2 separate regions of the Homo sapiens genome follow, and region 2 is linked to region 1. A link is a loop called in an ENCODE intact Hi-C map of the cell type or tissue named here. Cell type or tissue: A673. All regions are shown on one strand. Each heading gives the region's core, and the rest is flanking DNA. Links, peaks and the distances in the headings are about the cores only.

Region 1 (5,373 bases), core at 66-5,065:
TTACTGGGTCAAAGTTTTTTTTTTTAACCTTTCATTATAGAAAAGTTCAAACGTATACAAATATGAAGACTAGTCCAAGAAGCCCTGGTATAGCCCCAGCATCAACAAGGAACTTGTGGCCAAACATATATCCTATGGACAAGGGGTCAGCATTTTCTGCAAAGAGCCAGTTAGTAAATATTTTAGGCTTTGCAGGCCGCATGGTCTCCATCGCAACCATTCAACTCTGCCTTTGTAATGCAGAAGCAGCCTCAGCTGATATTAAATGAATACGTAAATGCATGAGAGTGGGTGAATTCTAATAAGATTTCTTTTCTTTCTTTCTTTCTTTTTCTTTTTTTTTTTGTTGTTGTTGTTGAGAGTTTTGTTGTCGCTGAGAGCTCTCTCAGCCAGGCTGGAGTGCAATTGTGGAATCTCGGCTCACTGCAACCTCTGCCTCCCAGGTTCAAGCAATTCTCCTGCCTCAGCCTCCCGAGTAGCAAGTAGCTGGGATTACAGGCGCCCGTCACCACGCCCAGCTAATTTTTGTATTTTTAGTAGAGATGGGGTTTCACCATGTTGGCCAGGCTGGTCTCAAACTCCTGACCTCAGGTGATCCACCCACCTTGGCCTCCCAAAGTGCTGGGATTACAGGCATGAGCCACTGTGCCCGGCCATAAGCTTTATTTTCAAAACCAGGTGTTAGTCTGGTCTGGTTGTGGCTTGTAACTGTAGTTTGCTGATCCGTGGGTCTATACCATCAACCACCAGACTTTTTATTCTCCAGATTATTTGAAGTAAATCTTAGACATTGTATCATCTTGCCAGTAAATATTTCAGAATGAACCTGTTTAAAAAAAAAACAAACTCTTTAAAAATTAACCACAACATATTTATCACACCTAAAAGTTTAAAGGTAATTCCTGGCTGGGGACAGTGGCTCATGCCTGTAATCCCAGTGTTTTGGGAGGCTGAGGTGGGAGGATCACTTGAAGCCAGGAGTTTGAGACCAGCCTGGGCAACATAGTGAGACCCCGTCTCTACCAAAAATGAAAATAACTGAGCATGGTGTCATTCGCCAGTAATCCCAGCTACTCAGGAGGCTGAGGCAGGAGAATCGCTAGAGCCCAGGAGTTGGAGGCTGTGGTGAGCCATGATTGTGCCACTGCACATCAGCTTAGGGGACAGAAAAAGACCCTGTCTCAGGACGAAAAATAATAATAATAATAATAAAAACTAGAGTTTTTTCAGCCCCTTTGCAGAATTTTCCGGGAGATACATTCAAGAAAACCAAGATGTAGAGAAGTCTATATATGACAATCTAATTTTTGTAGAACAATGGCAAAATTAACCTCTTCAGTATGTAGGTATTTATGTGTATGTGTGGGTGTATGTATGTGATACATAACAGGTTTTTAACATGGGTTATAGGGATAGAATGACATCAAAACAGAAAAAGGAGAAAATCTGTACCTAAGAAAACAGCCTACATGATATAATCCCTTTTCTGTGTTTGTGCAAATGGTACTCCTATGTATATGCACTTTGCAAAATTAAAAAGAGTTATGATTTGGCCGGGCACAGTGGCTCACGCCTGTAATCTCAGCACTTTGGGAGGCAGAGGTGGGAGGATCATTTGAGGTCAGAAGTTCGAGACCAGCCTGGCCAACATGGCGAAACCCCGTCTGTACTAAAAATACAAAAATTAGTTGGGCATGGTAGTGCACACCTGTAATCCCAGCTACTCGGGAGGCTGAGGCAGGAGAATTGCTTTAACACAGGAGGCAGGGGTTGCAGTGAGCCACGATCACACCACTGCACTCTAGCCTGGGCGACAGAGTAAGACTCCGCTCAAAAGAGAAAAAAACAAGGCCTGTAATCCCAGAACTTTGGGGTTCGCAAATCACCTGAGGTCAGGATCTCGAGACCAGCCTGGCCAACCAACATGGTGAAACCACGTCTCTACTAAAAATACAAAAATTAGCCGGGTTTGATGGCGGGTGCCTGTAGGCCCAGCTACTCGGGAGGCTGAGGCGGGAGAATCGCTTGAACCCGGGAGGCAGAGGTTGCAGTGAGCCAAGATCGGGCCACTGCACTCCAGCCTGGGTGACAGAGCGAGACTCCTCAAAAAAAAAAAAAAAAAAGTTAACGATTTTAAAAACGATTGAGAGGGAATGTTTAATGTCCCTTGATGTCATTAAGGAAGTACAAGGGAATTTGCTTAGAAGTTGGAAAATGCCCAAGAGTGTGGGAAAACAAAGACTTAGTGACCACCGCCGGTGCTGGCCAGCCGGAGAAGGCTCTGTGGAAGGTTTGGAGGGGAGAGAGGGGCAGCTGGATGCTCTTGGGCCACGGTCGCTCCCTGATCTCTGCGCCTCTTCCTCCTGCTCCGGGAGAAATAATGTTTCCCTGGGGGATGAAAAGCATCTCTTTGTGCGGGCTTTAATTGCCATGTTGTTGTGCCAAGGGAGTGAGTGGCAGGCGGGAGCAGCAGCTGGGCACAGCCAATGCCAGGCAGTGGTGCCCACTCCCTCAGGACGGCCCAGCCAGCTGGCTCCTGGGAGCGCTGCCCACCTCTGCCCCCAGCTGGGCGCCTGCAGAGGAACCGACCACCCGTGGGGCTGGGGGAGGTTGGCTGGAGGAGGAGAAAGGGGCGGGCATCTGGGAGGGTCTCAGCCACTCTCAGAGGCTTATTCATCTCATCCTCCTTTCCCTCCCCCCTTCTTGTTTTTCAGACTGTCAGCATCAATAAGGCCATTAATACGCAGGAAGTGGCTGTAAAGGAAAAACACGCCAGAAATATCCTTTTGGATGTTGCTTGGAAGACCGACCCTGAGGGAGGTCAGCTCATGGGGACTGAGGTCAGGGCCAGGCTGCCTTGCTCAGCTCCAGGAAGGGGCAACCCTGCACAGGCCAGGTCCCTGCAGCTTCTGATGACGGCAGCTTCTCAGAGAGGGCTGGCTGCAGAGACCACAGACCTTCAGGGTGGCAGACACCAAAAAGGCTGTGGAGCCCAGGCCTTTCAACTTGCCAAAGATCCTGCTCCTTTCCTTAAGGACTTAAGCACTCCTTTTTTTCTTTTTCCAAAAGGGGTCTTGCCGTGTTGCCCAGGCTGGAGTGCAATGGCGTGATCATAGCTCACTGCAGCCTCAAACTCCTGGGTTCACGCAATCCTCTCGTCTCAGCCTCCCGAGTAGCTGGGACTACAGGTGTGCACCACTATGCCTGGCTAATTTATTTTATGATTTTTAGAGATGGGGTATTGCTCATTGCCCAAGCTGGCCTCAAGCAATCCTCCCTCCTCTGTAACCCCAAAGTGCTGGAATTACAGGGGAGAGCCACTGCACCTGGCCGACTCAAGCTTTGTAGAACCTCATAGTCACTTGAAAGTTACTTTCCTTTGAGAGACCTCCTGGGGGTCAGGAGGGATCTTCACCTATATTCAAAGCCCTCCAGGTCCTTTCTTTGCCTTTACAGGAACACAGGGACCACTCCCCTGGGGGTTGCATAATCAATAGTTATCTCCTTTTCTGAGCATGAAAGCAAAAAAAAAAGAAAAAGAGAGTTTTTTTTTTTTTTCTTTTTTGAGACAGAGTCCCACTCTGTTGCCCAGGCTGGAGGGCAGTGGCATGTTCTCGGCTCACTGTAACCTCTGCCTCCTGGATTCAAGCGATTCTTGTGCCTCAGCTTCCCAAGTAGCTGGGATGACAGGCGTGTGCCACCACACCCGGCTAATTTTTGTAATTTTAGTAGGACCGGGGTTTTGCCATGTTGGCCAGGCTGGCCTTGAACGCCTGGCCTCAGCCTCCTAAAGTGCTGAGATCACAGGCATGAGCCACCATGCCTGGCCGAAAAAAAGAAAGTCTTAGCTTCAGAGGTTGGTTGGCCTTAAACTGAGGCAGGGGCTCTCTACCTTCGTGAACAGGTTCAACCTATGCCAGGGGGAAGAAGACAAGAGCCTTGAAGTGGATTAGGGAATGGGTGACTTGAAAGCCCTCTGTAAGCCCACCACACCCAGGAGCAGCCTGTGGCTTTGTAGAGAGGTGCAGGACCATGCTGGCTGATGAATCCCTAGGAATCTGCCTTTGAGTTGCAGAATCCAGGAACTGGAGCGCTTAATCCCCAAAGGCTGAAGGAGAGAGTCTGCCAGGGGGGTGGCTAAGCTTTTAACTCTCTGTGTGCTGGGCCAGAGCAAGGTGGAGTTCCGGGCAAGCAGAGTTGGGACTTTTTTTTTTTTTTTTTTGAGACAGAGTCTTGCTCTGTCGCCTAGGCTGGAGTGCAGTGGCATGATCTCAGCTCACCGCAACCTCCGCCTTCCAGGCTCAAGAGATCCACCTGCCTCAACCTCCCAAGTAGCTGGGACCACAGGTGTGTATCACTACCCCTAGCTAATTTTTGTATTTTTAGTAGAGACGGGGTTTTGCCATGTTGCTCAGGCTGGTTTCAAACTCCTGAGCTCAAGCAATCCTCCTGCCTTGGCCTCCCAAAGTGCTGGAATTACAGGCATGAGCCACCGCGCCCAACTTCGGAGGCCGCACCCAGCCTCAGAGGCTGGACTTCTGTCTGCAGTGGGAAGCTTCTCCTCACCTGGGCTCTTGGTTACTGTGTCACAGCCAGGCAAGCCAGAGCAGCTTGTCCCGAAGCCTTCTAGCCTCAACCCCTAGAGGCGACCCTCCAGGTTAGATAGCCAGAGAAGCCCAGCATTGCTTAGTGTGATATATGAACTGCTGTTTGCTAGAGGGAAAGCAGCTTGCCTTTAGTGGGAAGATGCTTTGGCTGGAATTAGGATGGCGGCTGCAGAACCTCTCTGGGGTAACCCAGAAGTCCAGCCCTGTGCGAGCCTAGCTAGATCTTGCTCTTTTTTTCCCCAGAAAGACACAGGCCCCTTGGTTTCCTGCATCACGTTTGGTACCCTTGCGATGATTCAAAGCAAACCAAGAAAAGCCTTTATTTTAAACGGCCCAGTGGATTTTCTCAGAGGAAATGACTCAGCCCTGACCCTTACCTACGAATAATTTGTGATCAATCTGATAAAAGATATGAGTAAGGGAGAGACAGTTATCATCAGGCAGTGTGCTGTTCAGGACAAGACATGGGTGCAGAGAGGCCAGGCCTGCAGCGGCAGGGTCAGGTCACATGCTGCCGGGAGGCTCCCTGGGAGGAGGGAAGGGGCCCTGCAAGGAGATTCTGACATTCTGCCACTGGAACTCTCGGGCTCACTCTGGGACCTTGAGTGGGGCCTCCATGAGTCTTAGGTCACTTTCTGTTCAATCAAAGGTTGGACAAAGAAGATTTCAGGCCAGGTGTGGTGGCTCATGCCTATAATCCCAGCACTTTGGAAGGTGGAGGCGGATGGATGACCTGAGGTCAGGAGTTCGAGACCAGCCTGGCCAA
Region 2 (5,299 bases), core at 1-5,000, 54 kb after region 1:
TAGGGAATTAGAGGAGAGCAGTAGCAGCCACGGGGAAGGGCTGAGTTGATGTAATCATCAATAACAGTATTAATGATGACAGCAATATTGCTGTTTCACTATAGAAAAGAAACCCGCGCGGTAGCTCCCGCCTGTAATCCCAGCACTTTGGGAGGCTGAGGAGGGAGGATCACCTGAGGTCGGGAGTTCGAGACCAGCCTGCCCAATGTGGTGAAAAGTCATCTTTACTAAAAATACAAAAATTAGCCAGGCGTGGTGGTGCATGCATGTAATCCCAGCTACTTTGGAGGCTGAGGCAGGAGAATCACTTGAACCTGGGAGGTGGAGGTTGCAGTGAGCCAAGATCGTGCCTCTGCACTCTAGCCTGGGCGACAGAGCAAGACTCTGTCTCAAAAAAGAAGAAAAGAAGTCCTAGGAATCACAATTTCACTATTCCTTACGATGGAGACCCACAATTAGATCTCTCTCACTCCCCAGCCTCTCCTTCGGTGCCTCCCCGCAGAATGTTCCAGCAACCTCAGCACCCTTCTTACCTCCCTTTCCCATTCCAAGCTTGCCTTTGGCTAGGAGTGGGGAAGAGAACCGTCGTGTTCATTGATCTTGGATCTTGATCTCAGTGTATCCTCGACTTGTTTGTTTGGCAGGATCCTTGGTTGCTGTACCAGCCTCATGCAAGCTATTCAGGTGCTCATCGTGGCCTCTAAGGACCTCCAGAGAGAGATTGTGGAGAGCGGCAGGGTGAGCGTGGGTGTGGGCCCTGGGCAGGAAGAGGAGGCATTGGTGACAGACTCCCGCTCCAACGGACTCTGTGATGCTGCCGTCTTACTCTGTGTGTCCACCTGAGTACAGAGCAGCCACTCCTGTAGATATCAGCAGAGGCCCTGGGGAGAAGTCAGAGCTCCAGGACCTCCCCAGAGGGTGGCCAGGCATGTGTCCCAACTCCAGCTCCCTTCGCACAGGCAGACATTGTTGGAACTTGCTGTGGGAGCCCTTTTTACATTGCAAACCTGGGTACTCTGAGGGGGACATGAGGACTTTTGCAAAAGAAGCAGATCCTGAATGCCAGCTTGAGACTGGCTTTTCACAGGGAGTTCGGCCTAATCTGTTTCTAACAGCAGAGTCAACTCACCCTTACAAATAGACTCTGCTGTCAGCCTCTTATCAACGCACCACTTCGTGGTCTCACACCTTTGCTGGGATTATCATCATCTTGTTTTTTTCCCATTTCCCCATATGCCGCCGCAGCTCGGGAGGCGTAAGTCCAGGGGAGGGGTTAATGAGCCTGAGAACGGTGCCATAAAGCAAGCAGCCAGGCCTGCTTTGCTGGTGCCTTTTATCTTCCTGAGAGCTGATGTTTTCTGTTTCTAAAATAGAAAGATGGACTGGACAAGGATTATCTGCAGATTCTCAGACTATCAGACACTTCCAAAGCATAAAAACATTTTTCAAATCCAAGTAGAAATATTTTTTTTTAATGTATTCACTGTGTAGTCTCCTTTTTTTGGCAAATCGCAGAGAGTGGCTAGACTCTTTTCAGATCATAACTTATTCATATGAGAATATTTATTCTTATATATACAATACAGAAATGTCATGGTATGGTAGAAATGCTACAGGCTTTGGAGTCAGAAAAGCCCAAGATTTACTTCCATTTATTTCCTGCATGACCTTGGGAAAAGTCTTTTTGTTTGTTGTTTTGTTGTTTTGGGTTTTTTGTTTGCTTGTTTGTTTGTTTTTGAGACTGAGTCTCGCTCTGTCGCCAGGCTAGAATGCAGTGGTGCAATCTCGGCTCACTGCAACCTCTGCCTCCTGGGTTCAAGCGATTCTCCTGCCTCAGCCTCCCGAGTAGCTGGGATTCCAGGCACACACCACGCCCAGCTAATTTTTGTATTTTTAGTAGAGACGGAGTTTCACCATGTTAGACAGGATGGTCTCAATCTCTTGACCTCGTGATCTGCCCGCCTTGGCCTCGCAAAGTGCTGGGATTACAGGCGTGAACCACCGCGCCTAGCCAGGGTTTTGTTTTGTTTTGTTTGAGACAGAATCTCGCTCTGTTGCTCAGGCTAGAGTGCAGTGACGCGATCTCGGCTCACTGCAACCTCCGCCTCCTAGGTTCAAGTGATTGTCCTGCCTCAGCCTCCTGAGTAGCTGGGATCACAGGCACCCACCACCACACCTAGCTAATTTTTGTATTTTTAATAGAGACAGGGTTTCACCATGTTGCCCAAGCTGGTCTTGAACTCCTGACCTCAAGTGATCCACCTGCCTCAGCCTCCCAAAGTGCTGGGATTACAGGCGAGCGCCACTGCACCCAGCTGGAAAAGCCATTTTGGTCTCTGAATCTTCTTCTTTTTTGTAAAATGGGAATACTAATGCTTATGTCTCAGAGTTACTATGAGGATGATTTGGGATAATATATGTATAAAAGCACCTGCCATATAGTACATGCTCAATAAAAGGTGGCTATTACTATTTTTTATTTCCCTAGGGTACAGCATCCCCTAAAGAGTTTTATGCCAAGAACTCTCGATGGACAGAAGGACTTATCTCAGCCTCCAAGGCTGTGGGCTGGGGAGCCACTGTCATGGTGTAAGTATCTATTGGTACCAAGGGTCCTCCCATGACCCCTCTTCCATTGATCCACTCCAAACAATAGCTAAGGAGGGAAAAAAAAATCTGTCCCTTAGAAATAAACTATTGATCAGGAAGTCAATAGGACCGAGTTTACAAGGGAGCCTGGCTCTCCCAGGGGACACAGGGCAGGCAGCCTCCCCTCCCTGTTTAGCCAAGGGCGATGGGGTGGTCTGGAGGTGGGATTGTGGAGGAGTTGCAGCTCATTTGCCCGTAACCTAGTCCCTCTTGTCGTTTTCCATCAGGGATGCAGCTGATCTGGTGGTACAAGGCAGAGGGAAATTTGAGGAGCTAATGGTGTGTTCTCATGAAATTGCTGCTAGCACAGCCCAGCTTGTGGCTGCATCCAAGGTAGGACCTGGCTGGACCTCCTAGGACGCTGGAAGGCCTGGTTAGAGAGTACTAGGCTAGGTTAAAGAGTACTTGGCTGCGTTAGGCAGTACTTGGCTGAGTTAGAGAGTACTTGGCCAGGTTAGATGGCACTTGGCTAGGTTAGACTGTACTTGGCTAGGTTAAAGAGTACTAAGGGGTTAGAGAGTACTTGGCTAGGTTAGATGGTACTTGGCTGGGTTAGAGAATACTAAAGGATTAGAGAATACTTGGCTACGTTAGATAGTACTTGGCTAGGTTAGAGAGTACTTGGCTAGGTTAGATGGTACTTGGTTAGGTTAGATGGTACTTGGCTAGGTTAGAGACTACTTAGGAGTTAGAGAGTACTTGGCTAGGTTAGATAGTACTTGGATGATGGGATGGAACTGGCCTTGAGAACAAATGATCTATCCAGGGCTCAGGTGGATTCGATTCCAAATAAAAATTCACCCTGTTAAGGGTCCCATACTATCCTCTTACAGAGGCTTTTTTTTTTTTTTTTTTGGAGACAGAGCCTTGCTCTGTCACCCAGGCTGGAGTGCAGTGGCGTGATCTCAGCTCACTGCAACCTCTGCCTCCCGGGTTCAAGTGATTCTCCTGACTCAGCCTCCCGAGTAGCTGGGACTACAGACACGTGCCACCACGCCCAGCTAATTTTTTGTATTTTTAGTGGAGACGGGGTTTCACCGCGTTAGCCAGGATGGCCTCGATCTCCTGACCTTGTGATCCACCCACCTCAGCCTCCCAAAGTGCTGGGATTACAGGCGTGAGCCACCACACCTGGCCTTAGAGGCCTTTCATGTGACAGCAAGGAACGTCTGTACCCAGTCTGTACCCAGGTGTGCCACACATGTCCCTCGTGGCTTTCCTCACATCTGTTACAAGTGGCCTTAGAGAGTCCCAGCAATGCCAACTTCCGATTAGCAGTCCTGGCATTCAAGAAACACTCGAATAAGGAATAGGTTGGCATCATGAACAGGTTACCTGGCTTGGCTGTGAGATTCTACAACCCCTCTTTATTAGTGTTCAAATTTGAATCAGGCCGGGCACGATGGCTCGCTCCTGTAATCCCAGCACTTTTAGGAGGCCTGAGGTCGGGAGTTCAAGACCAGCCTGGCCAACATGGTGAAATCCAGTTTCTACTAAAAATACAAAAAATTAGCCGGGTGTGGTGGCGGGCACTTGTAATCCCAGCTGCTTGGGAGGCTGAGGCAGGAGAATTGCTTGAACCTGGGAGGTGGAGGTTGCAGTGAGCTAAGATCATGCCATTGCACTCCAGCCTGAGCAACAAGAGCAAACTCTGTCTAAAAAAAAATTATTTTTTGAATCAATATCATCAATGCCCCCAACTGATTCTCATGTAAAGTGTGCCCCAAATCCTTTTTAAGAGTTTCACAGTATCCCAGAGTGTTCTTTATTTGTCCTTATTTCTTGTCATCCCAAATTGGTTTCCACAACTGGGCACATTGTCCAAATAAGTGATAATGCTTAGAGTTTGGGATCCACCAAGCAAAGAAGCCAGGAATAACTTTTTATATGATAGATATGTCAGGAGCTGACTATAGTCAGCAGATTTTGAGAAGCTGATTGGTGATTGCCGTTTGGCCCACATATGTTTGCTAAGAACCATCAGAGCAATTATCTGATTCAGTCCTTGTTGCTCTAGGTGTTGTATGAACCTAAATCTGCTTTGTCCTGGTAGGTGAAAGCTGATAAGGACAGCCCCAACCTAGCCCAGCTGCAGCAGGCCTCTCGGGGAGTGAACCAGGCCACTGCCGGCGTTGTGGCCTCAACCATTTCCGGCAAATCACAGATCGAAGAGACAGGTAGCCTTTCCAAAGGGACCCTTTTCTTACCCACCCTGTTGAGCTCTTCTCTGCATCCTTCCCTGTGATCCCAACCAAATCCCACAGGACTGTGTCTAAATTCTTTCATATTTTTCATCTTTTTATTTTATTTTTTCTTTATTTCTGTTTTTGAGACAGGGTCTCACTCTGTCGCCCAGGCTGGAGTGCAGTGGTACCATCTCTGCTCACTGCAACCTCCACCTCCCTGGTTCACACGATTCTCCTGCCTCAGCTTCCCGAGTAGCTAGGATTACAGGCGCCCGCCACCATGCCTGGCTAATTTTTGTATTTTTAGTAGAGACGGGGTTTCACTATGTTAGCCAAGCTGGTCTCGAACTCCTCACCTCAGGTGATCTGCCCACCTTGGCCTCCCAAAGTTTGCTGGGATTATAGGTGTGAGCCACCGCGCCCTGCCATTTTTTTTTCTTTTTTTTAGATGGAGTCTTTCTCTT

Evidence for each region. A loop is a pair of places that touch in the nucleus more often than their neighbours do. Peaks named below come from ENCODE experiments on the same cell type or tissue, not always from the same donor. Only the 100,000 strongest peaks of a DNase experiment are listed, where the experiment ranks them.
Region 2: it touches region 1 in a loop (2.0-fold over the local background); 6 of 110 quality-filtered maps call a loop at or near these places.

Annotation. Positions count from the first base shown.
Region 1 is chr7:75,596,589-75,601,961 of GRCh38, reverse strand. It overlaps HIP1 (huntingtin interacting protein 1), which reads left to right. Exons shown (of 31, transcript NM_005338.7): 2 at 2,715-2,778. Among named protein-coding and RNA genes, the nearest start is that of SPDYE5, 110 kb to the right of the region's middle. RefSeq lists an enhancer at 5,030-5,169. In A673, for the core only: no CTCF peak of the experiment used is centred there; a DNase peak (open chromatin) is centred at 2,581; H3K27ac peaks cover 2,344 bases.
Region 2 is chr7:75,542,378-75,547,676 of GRCh38, reverse strand. HIP1 (huntingtin interacting protein 1) reads left to right here. Exons shown (of 31, transcript NM_005338.7): 25 at 645-738; 26 at 2,489-2,589; 27 at 2,877-2,982; 28 at 4,703-4,826. Among named protein-coding and RNA genes, the nearest start is that of SPDYE5, 53 kb to the right of the region's middle. In A673, for the core only: no CTCF peak of the experiment used is centred there; no DNase peak of the experiment used is centred there.